2 separate regions of the Mus musculus genome follow, and region 1 is linked to region 2. Evidence: chromatin loops called from intact Hi-C (ENCODE). Cell type or tissue: left cerebral cortex. All regions are shown on one strand. Links, peaks and the distances in the headings refer to the core of each region. The heading gives the core; the rest is flanking DNA.

Region 1 (4,391 bases), core at 144-4,143, 170 kb before region 2:
GATGTGTGAGCCTTTTAAGAATAACTTTCGCTTTCTGGACCTGTTACTATATTATTGGTCACATTATTTATCATGTCTCAGAATTAAGTTGTGGATTTAACTGAACTCAATAACTGTTTCTCTTCACTGGGAATTCATGAAGTGAAATGGAAAAAAAATTCAACTTTGTAGTGAATGATTCTAGCAATGTTTATCCCAATAAAAACAATAACTAGAATTGGAGTCTTTATATATAATCAGACCCTGGGAATCATATGTACCAGGAAAGCACTATACCAATGAGCTATACTCCAGCCCCTGTAAACCTGAGCTTTTAAGCATCTGTTGTTATAGTTCTCTGCCAGACATTTTGCACATCTGCAAGACTCCCCAGTTTCAGATGTAGGGACAAAGTCTTAGAGATAGTCATTTTTCCAACAAATACTGTGTCTTCCACGTTCCAGGTTTCATTTGTGGCAACTGTGATACGTCAGTGTGTGAACAAGATCTGTGACCCCGGCAGCCACGTCTCGGCAGTTTTTTTTTTTTTTTTAAAGATTTATTTATTTATTATATGTAAGTACACTGTAGCTGTCTTCAGACACTCCAGAAGAGGGCATCAGATCTCATTACGGGTGGTTGTGAGCCACCATGTGGTTGCTGGGATTTGAACTTCGGACCTTCGGAAGAGCAGTCGGGTGCTCTTACCCACTGAGCCATCTCACCAGCCCCTCGGCAGTTTTAAGTACATATGCTATCTGCTGAACCACACAGACGGCCGTCATCGCAGACCTTTCTTAAAGGATATCGTGGGGGCCTTTACTCGTCTTTGGCTGCCTTGGATCCTCCCATCTGCTTGTCTTATTTTTTGGCAGAGGTGGAATTTTCTCCTTTCTGTATTTTATGTAGCTTTGTAGGATTGTTTGTCAATGTGTTTGGGTTTTGCAAGGCAAAGCTAAGCACATGACTGGTCCTGATGAGGCTGACCAATCAAATGTTCCTTTCCTGAAATATGAAATCTGTGTACAGAGGGGAGAAATAAAGAGGGCCATTGAAACTCATTCATCTTTCTGACTCCTGAAGATGTTTTTATATTGTGGATGGCCCTGGTGTTGTTTGTATTTTGATGTTAATTCTGCTTTCCCAGGAGGGGTTGTCTGGAACGAGGAATAAGTCACATACTCATTATTGGGGCACAGTTGAAGCTTTCAGAGTCTGGGGTGAATTGGAAGTGGTGGGAATGAGTCTATTCTGTTGGCACCATCGTTTTCTCTCTCTTTGATGTGAGCATCCTGGAAGCAATCAGCCTCTTTTACACGCTCCCCTGTTCTATGATGTCCATGATGATTTCAGGAGACCCAGTGGACCTGACTGAAGCTCTCCAGGCAGAATAAACATGTCCTCCTTTCAAGCTGATGCTCTTGGGTATCTTGTCACAGAAACACAAATGATCTCAACAGTCACTTGGAGTGCTTCTATTTTTTTTTTTTAATTCCCATAAGGCTATGAGCATTTAAGATGTATTCAAATTTCTTTTAAATGTGCTCATGGAAGTGGAATCTCTGAGCCATGCTCCTATGATTAGACTCTATGTTAAAACATGACCTATGTTCTAAGGGGGCAATATCTTCTTCCATTGCTACCAGTCATGCACAAGGGTTCTGATTTTTCCACCTCCTGGCCACAGCACAACACGTGACAGATACTCTCTTTTGGATTCTAAACCTTGATGGTTTTACTTTGGATGATAAGTGTGTGATGTGTATGACTCTTTGGCTTTCTACGTCAAGACTACATGTCGTAATACCAAATATTATCCTCTTTGAAACTGCATTCTTTCACTAGAACATTCTACAGCGTGGTGTGTCCCTACAGCAAAAACAAGGTAAATTGTGAGACTTCTCAACTCTGAATGAACTCTATGAATGAAAAATGAATTCATTCTCGAACAGGAAATCTCTGGCACAGCGAAGCCTCAGGGTTGTGAGAACTGGGACTGTTTGGGGAAGTTCTGGCCAGGCCCTGGTGCTTGTTTGCTTTATCACTATGGGAGCAAAGAAGAGATCAACGCGGCCTCTCAAAAGGCTTCCTCTTGCAAGATGAAAAACATGATTGGCAGGAGGGAGGAAAACCCGCCAAGGCTGAGAGCAGGCCTGGCTCCCTGTTGTAAGATCAAATAATGACCTCCGGATCGGGACATGAGAACAACGGAGCTTTGTGTCGCCACTGTTGGCTCTGGCGCATGCTCTGTCCTGGGTTAATAAACTTTTACTGCAGGTAACATCTGGAGTGGGGCAGAGGAGACTAATGTGCTGACCTCAGCAGGCAGTTTACTGTCAGCCTGCCCAGAAGTGCACTGAAAGCGGGGTTCCAACTCCACCAGGCCTTTCTTTCTTGGCAACCCTGCCCGCTCTCCAAAACGCAAGCCCCCTCTGTCGCATGTATTCTCGCTTGCCCTTCGACAATGTATTCCGCTCGACAAAGTCTCTGGCCAGATTTCGGTGGCATGTTCTTTAACTTTTGGGATGTAAGAAAAAGAACTCACATTTAAAAAAAAAATTGAAAATAGATTTTCTTTAATACATTTTATTCTGATTACAGTCTCCCCTCTCCCAACTCCTCCCAGATTTTCCCCACTTCCCCACTTGGCAAAATCCAGACCCCTTCTTTTTCTCTCATTTGAAAACAAATAGGCATTAATGATGATGGTGATGATGATGATGATGATAAAAGACAAAATAAAACAAACCAGAATAGGGTAAAGCAAAATAAACAGAAAAAAAAATAATAGAGTAAAAGAAAAAGCAAAAGGAGCCGGGCGTGGTGGCGCACGCCTTTAATCCCAGCACTCGGGAGGCAGATGCAGGTGGATTTCTGAGTTCGAGGCCAGCCTGGTCTACAGAGTGAGTTCCAGGACAGCCAGGGCTATACAGAGAAACCCTGTCTCGAGAAAAAAACAAAAAACAAAAAACAAAAAAAAAAAACCAAAAAACCAAAAACCGAGAAGAAGAAAAAGCAAAAGAAATACTACAGACTCTAAGACGCACATATTCACACACAAAGAAGACCCATAAAAACAAAATTGGACACTATAATATATAAGCAAAAGATCTGTAAGGTTAAATTAAAAAGCCCAAAGAAAGAATTATGAGACAAAAATTCTCCAAAAAGTACCATGGAGTTCATTTTGTGTTAGCTGTTTACTTTTGGTGGGTTTGAGCCTGCCCATAAGTGTGGTTTGTAGACCCAGCGAGACTCTGTTGGAGAGAAATAACTTTTCCTTTGTAAGCAATTAGCTATTGGAGATAGCTTCTGGGTTAGGGATGGGAGTTGTGTCGATTTCCCCTCTCAGCACTGGGATCCCATCTGGCACAGGCCGATGCAGGCTTTGTGCATGCGGCCGTGGTCTACCATGGTCTCTGTGAGTTCTTATGGGCACCAGCCTTGTTGTGTCTGGAAGGCCTTTTTTCTTGGTGTTCTCCGTCCTCTTGGCTCTTATACTCTTTCTGCCTCCTCTTGCAAGGGCTCCCTTTACTTGGGTGATGTCTGTCTGCGGCACCTCCACGCCATGCATGTGTTCCCGGTGGGAGGAAGAAGCAGAAGTATCACAGCGTTTCTTCTCACACGTGTGTGGCTGGGGACGTGTGTCACGGCCATTCTCACTGGACAGCAGAGAGATCAAGCCTTTCTCAGATGCCCATTTTTAATCACATTGTTGAATTATTACTATTAAGTTCTGAGTTCCTTGTATATTCTGGGTATTGAACGGCTGTTTTGATATAGAGGAAAAAAAAGAGGTGTGGCTCCAAGTGGATAGTTCTCAACTTTCCCATGATCTCCATGTTTGTCTTCCCCAATTTAATGTTTTTTCCCCAAATTTCCTCCATGCTAGCCCACCATACAGTGCAGTAGTATAGTGTAAGGCAGGAATGGCTTCTTGAATTGTATGGGCATCTTTTTTGTTTAGTAACCTTGCTTGCTTCCTTCTTCCTTTATTATGGTCTGTTTTAGGGAGGGAAAATGTATGAGCAAGTATGGATGTCTCTAGATATCCAGAGTGTCCCTGTGCCCCGTGCTCCTGTGTCCCTGTACCCCTGTGCCCCTGGTTTCTCTGTATTCCTGTATGCTTTTGGGGCCTCCGGGTCTTCAGGGCCTTGTTTTACTTGCTCGGAGCATGCCCCACGGAGCCTTCTCACTTGTTTCCTGGTTTTTTTCTTCACATGCTCAGAACTGTTCCTTGGTATTTTGGGGCCACTCCAGAACATTTAGTGGCTTTTTCCATTCCTTTTGTGTTTCTCAATGGCCACAGCAGGTTCACAGTCACAGCGCTGCTGTGGAGAAGGTCAGAGAATGCTAATGGGACATTTAGCAGTCAGTGTTCCTGTGTGGCTTTTTGTTGAAAATAACGTTGA
Region 2 (4,391 bases), core at 211-4,210:
TCTCTGTCCGCATCTACTACTGAGTGATGGTAAGGCTTCTGAGATGGAAGTCTCCAGAAAATGATTCTTAGGTCCTGCCTCCGCCTACACTTCCAGGTGTGCCTTCCCTGCCCTTAATTGCCCTATGAAAAATCTTAGTTTGCCCTTGGAAAGTTACACTCCTAGCTGAAGAGAAATTTATAATCATAGCTCTAGGGACACAAAGGCACGCTCGCTTTGATTTGCAATTGCAAAGCCAACTATTGCTTTTCTATGGCCTGAAGTACAGGGCTGTGCTGGTTGAAACTTTGTGTGCTGCCTGAAAAAGTTTAGAAACTCAACTCGGAGGAGGCCATACACCAAGTTCTCTCTCCCCCCCCCCCCTTTCTTTTCTTGTTTTCCCCAGGCTCTGTGATGGTTTCCAGGGCTTTTCAAATGAGGAGGGGACAGCAACAAAGCATGCACCATGCAGGGCGTCCACCAAAGCTCTGCAAGAGGCCTGGCGCTGGGGTGAGCACAGGAGGGGCCAGGGGTGACGGAGGTGGGTGTGTCTGCTGTGGAGGGTCAAGGGAGCGCCGCGAAGGTACTGAATGAAAAGCTTAGGCTCCCCTCACCCCCACCCCCTCCCCGACCTGCAGCAGCGCGGGAAGTTCAGTGAATGACTGGGGGAGGGGACCACAGGAGGCAGAGTCGCTGTGGGTGCCACGCAGGTAAGGAGAGCAGAGCGGCTTGGGAGGAAAGGCGCTTTGGGGTGCGGGGAGTTTCTGACTTGTGCTCTGTGGATGTGGCAGAAAGCGCCAGAAGGAGGAGAGGTAAGGAGGCTGGCACCCGTGCCTCTTCTGCTGCCTGCCTGTTCCTTGAGCCCGGGAAGTTGGAACTGGGCGGCAGTAAAGCCCCGGGAGTTGTGACTCTTGTCCTCCAGCACAGTGCTGCCCTCCGTAGGCTCCGGGTTGTGCTGGGGTGAGGCTTGGGTTGGGTTGGCCCGGCGGCTGCGTGAACTGCGGAGCTGGACCTAGCAGGTAAAGACACGGCGGCCGGGTGTCCCTTGGCGCGGCGCGGGTGGCGACCGCCCCGCCTCCCATCGGCGCGATCGGCTCGCACTGTCCCACCACCCGCCGCTTTGTAGCCGTGCGCGTGAGCGCCTGAGTGCGCGCGCCCGCGGGCCCGGAGTGGGTGGGTGTGCGCGCGTGTGTGAGGCCGCCTGCAGGAGGCGAGGCTGCCCTGGCCTCCCGCACCAGCCGGTGGAACTCAGCCCGGGAGGGAAGTCGCCGCAGCCGCCCGGGCGGCCCTCCCGACCTTTGGCCAGGTCAGTGCGCCCCAGGGTCCGTCCAAGTGACACGTAGGTGGCCTCCTGTTGCTTACCTGGATCGGGTTGGGGACGCGAGAGGGCTGGCAAGGGGCTCCCCAAGTTTATTGGTGCCGCGTCCCCGACGACTTAGATGGCTCGGGTGTCCGCGCGTCCCGCGCTCAGTTCACTGCTCACCAGAGACTTTGTCGTCCCTTGAGTTTAAGGAATTTAAACTGAAGTTTCCTTGAAGCCGCCCTAGGCTTAGTCTGTACCTGGGAAATGCAAGGCGGGGAAAAACCTGATTTTGCTTGAATGGGTTGATCGGCTGTTTGCTCCTGTAGGGAGGGAGACTTTACTGTGAATGGTTTTAAACTTTAGGCTTGTTTTTCTTTGCTGCCATTTGGTCTTTGATGTGAGGCACCCAGGGCTTGTTGCTGCTTCCAGGCTGGGGCCCTAGACTGTCTCTTTTCTCAGTCCTTTCTTCCTCGTCTCCCGTTTTCTTTCTTCCTTTCGCCTGTGTTTCTTCTTCTTCTTCTTTTTTTTTTCTTTTTAGTTGAAATCTTCGGAGCTTTCCTTCCATGTGGGTTTCCAGCGAGTACTGGCTTGTGAAAAGTTTTACTCTTAAGCTATACCCATCGTCAGAGATACCTATTGCTAACTGCAACTAGAAGAAGGTAGCTAGTTATTAAAGCGGAATCCTCTATTCGTTTCGACAGAGCTGCGTGCTTATCCTTTTGTGTAAGTGTCTTTTGCTCACCTAACATGACTATGAAGTCAGAAGTCCGGGTTTCAAAGTCTTAGAAAATGGAAGAACATAGTCTCTTTCAGATGGAATGAATACCAAGGAAGAGGAATCAACATTACGCTTAAGGCCCCGTGCACCACAGCCAGCTGCATTAAAACACAGCTGTAATAGCATCTAGTTTTTGCCCTTGGTTCCTCCAGATGCAACATCATGAATAATAATCACCAGGGCTCTAATATTTTTTAAAATTCTATTTTATTTTTCCTTTTCTTTGGTCTTGAGTGTGAATTTGAGGGAAAAAATGTAGAAAGAGAGGGAAGCAGTTTGAGGCGGAAAGGCTGAGAAGGGTGACTTGCAGAACCACATCAGAGCCTCCTTGTACACAGCGTCCCCTAGCGGTGTACCCTGAACGGGTTCTGGGCTCCTGGGCTTGGTGTCCTCATCAGGAAAATGAATGGGTAGGATGATCTTTGCTGTTTCAGCCATCTTCCCTGTAACTGGGAACTAAGGGTGGGTGATTCCTCCATGAGAGACTAGTTGAAGTTGAAGAAGGAAAATGAAGAAAAATTAGTCTTGTGGGGAAATGGGAGGGCAACAGAAAGAAGGTGGGATGAAAGAAACCCGTCAGGAGGGGGATGCTTGGAGAGAGGGACTTAAGTAGGAGTTGGCTTTCTCTAGCCTGCCTGCCTGCCTGCCTGGTTCCTTTCTTCCTTCCTTCCTTCCTTCCTTCCTTCCTTCCTTCCTTCCTTCCTTCCTCCCTCCCTCCCTCCCTCCCTCCCTCCCTCCCTGACTTCCTTTCTTTCCCCTCGAAAGAAAGCAATAATTTCTTCTCCTGCCAACCTTATTATTACAAACCTGCGAGGCTGCTTAAATCTGACATGAGGTCTAAGTGATCCTTGCGGTCTGGCCTCTACTAGGCACCACCTACCCACCCACCCTGCCCTTTGCATCTTCAGCTCAGGGGAGCTGCCACCATCCCCCAAAGCTCAGCGTCCCTGTGAATGATGGTAAAGAAATCACAGAAGAGAAAATTTAAGTGGCAGCATGTCAGAGACGTCTGTTTCTATTCAGAGTTAGTATTCTTCAGAACGTAACTTGATTTTGTTTTCCAGGTTCTGTTATAGGTGTTGGTTTTTACAGAATCTGTTGTTTGACCTAGTGGGACATCCAGGGGACGAATAAATCCTGGTTGCTGAGTCTTTGAGGACATAATAACATTCGGTCTGAAATTTGTGATTTTTTTTTTTAGGAAAAGGGATCTCTTCAGACACTTGGTGTAAAAATTTGTGCTCGGAACAGAACACACCATGCTGATTTCAGTGGGAAGTTACAAGTATTTGACTCATAATGTCTTTAGAAGTTTAGTTTAAGGTCAAGTTTTTAATGTCTGTGCTTAATGTGTGGCCACCCCCCCTCAGTCCCTTCTTCCATCCTTTCCTCTCTCCCCTCCTCCTCCTAATCTGCTCTCTTCCCTCCCTTCCTCCCCTCCCTCCTCCTTGCATCCCTATCTCTCTCTCCTTGCCTCTCTTCTCCTTCCTTTCTCTCTCCTTGCCTTCCTCTTCCATCTGCCCTTCTTTCTTTCCTTCCTTTCCCTCACATCCTCTTTTCCCTTCTTCCTTTCCTCTCTTCCTTGGTACCATCAGGCCTGCCCCTGTGAGGAGCGTTATTTACTTTGAAGGTGAGGTATAACGTCATAAAACCGACCCATAAGTCAGTCAGCATCTTACTTTCTGTCTGGTTTCTTACTTTTTGCAAAGGATGATAATTTGAAAGGCTCTATGGTGTCAGTGTTTAAATATCTCTTAGGGATGTGTTAGAGCGTTGGGAGAGAACGAGACAAATTCAGTCCAACAAGCAACCATTGAATTCTTGTTGTAACAGATACAAAGAAAATGAAGAGAAGGGTTTAGCCAACGCTGAAGTGCAGAAGGTGGGACACAGATAGCTGTGGTGTAGAGAGTGAAGAGTTTCTGTGCCACATTGCATCACTATGTGCTGCAGAGGAGTCTTGAGGACCTTGGCAGGCTGGGGGCAGAACCTGAAATCCTTACTGTGGTGTAGAGGCAAACAGCTTGGCTTAAAGATGGATGTGAACAGTGAGGACCTTTCAGAGGTGCTTGCCACGGTCCTTGGTGGTGATGGAGAAGGCCTGGGCATCACTTTAAGGAGTTATGGCTTGCCATTATTTAACCCCAAGATACCTGAAACTTCCCCACCCCCCAGTCATACCAGCTAGCAGCAGAGCAGAGGTCACATGTTTGAGGGATGGCTGAATGTGTGTTCTCTTACGTTCTGCTGTAAAAGCATGGCGAGTAAGTTGTGCAGCACCATTGCCAACTTATTTAATGTTATTATGTAAAGCTTCTAGAACAATCTGCG

What was found. A loop is a pair of places that touch in the nucleus more often than their neighbours do. Peaks named below come from ENCODE experiments on the same cell type or tissue, not always from the same donor. Only the 100,000 strongest peaks of a DNase experiment are listed, where the experiment ranks them.
Region 1: it touches region 2 in a loop (2.0-fold over the local background); 1 of 42 quality-filtered maps calls a loop at or near these places.

The regions. Positions count from the first base shown.
Region 1 is chr4:58,720,721-58,725,111 of GRCm38, reverse strand. No RefSeq gene overlaps it. Among named protein-coding and RNA genes, the nearest start is that of Olfr267, 63 kb to the left of the region's middle. In left cerebral cortex, for the core only: no CTCF peak of the experiment used is centred there; a DNase peak (open chromatin) is centred at 2,131.
Region 2 is chr4:58,550,028-58,554,418 of GRCm38, reverse strand. It overlaps Lpar1 (lysophosphatidic acid receptor 1), which reads left to right and starts at 1,126. Exons shown (of 4, transcript NM_172989.1): 1 at 1,126-1,285. In left cerebral cortex, for the core only: CTCF peaks have their summits at 1,170 and 2,402; DNase peaks (open chromatin) are centred at 886, 1,074, 1,421 and 2,405; H3K4me3 peaks cover 1,820 bases; H3K27ac peaks cover 742 bases.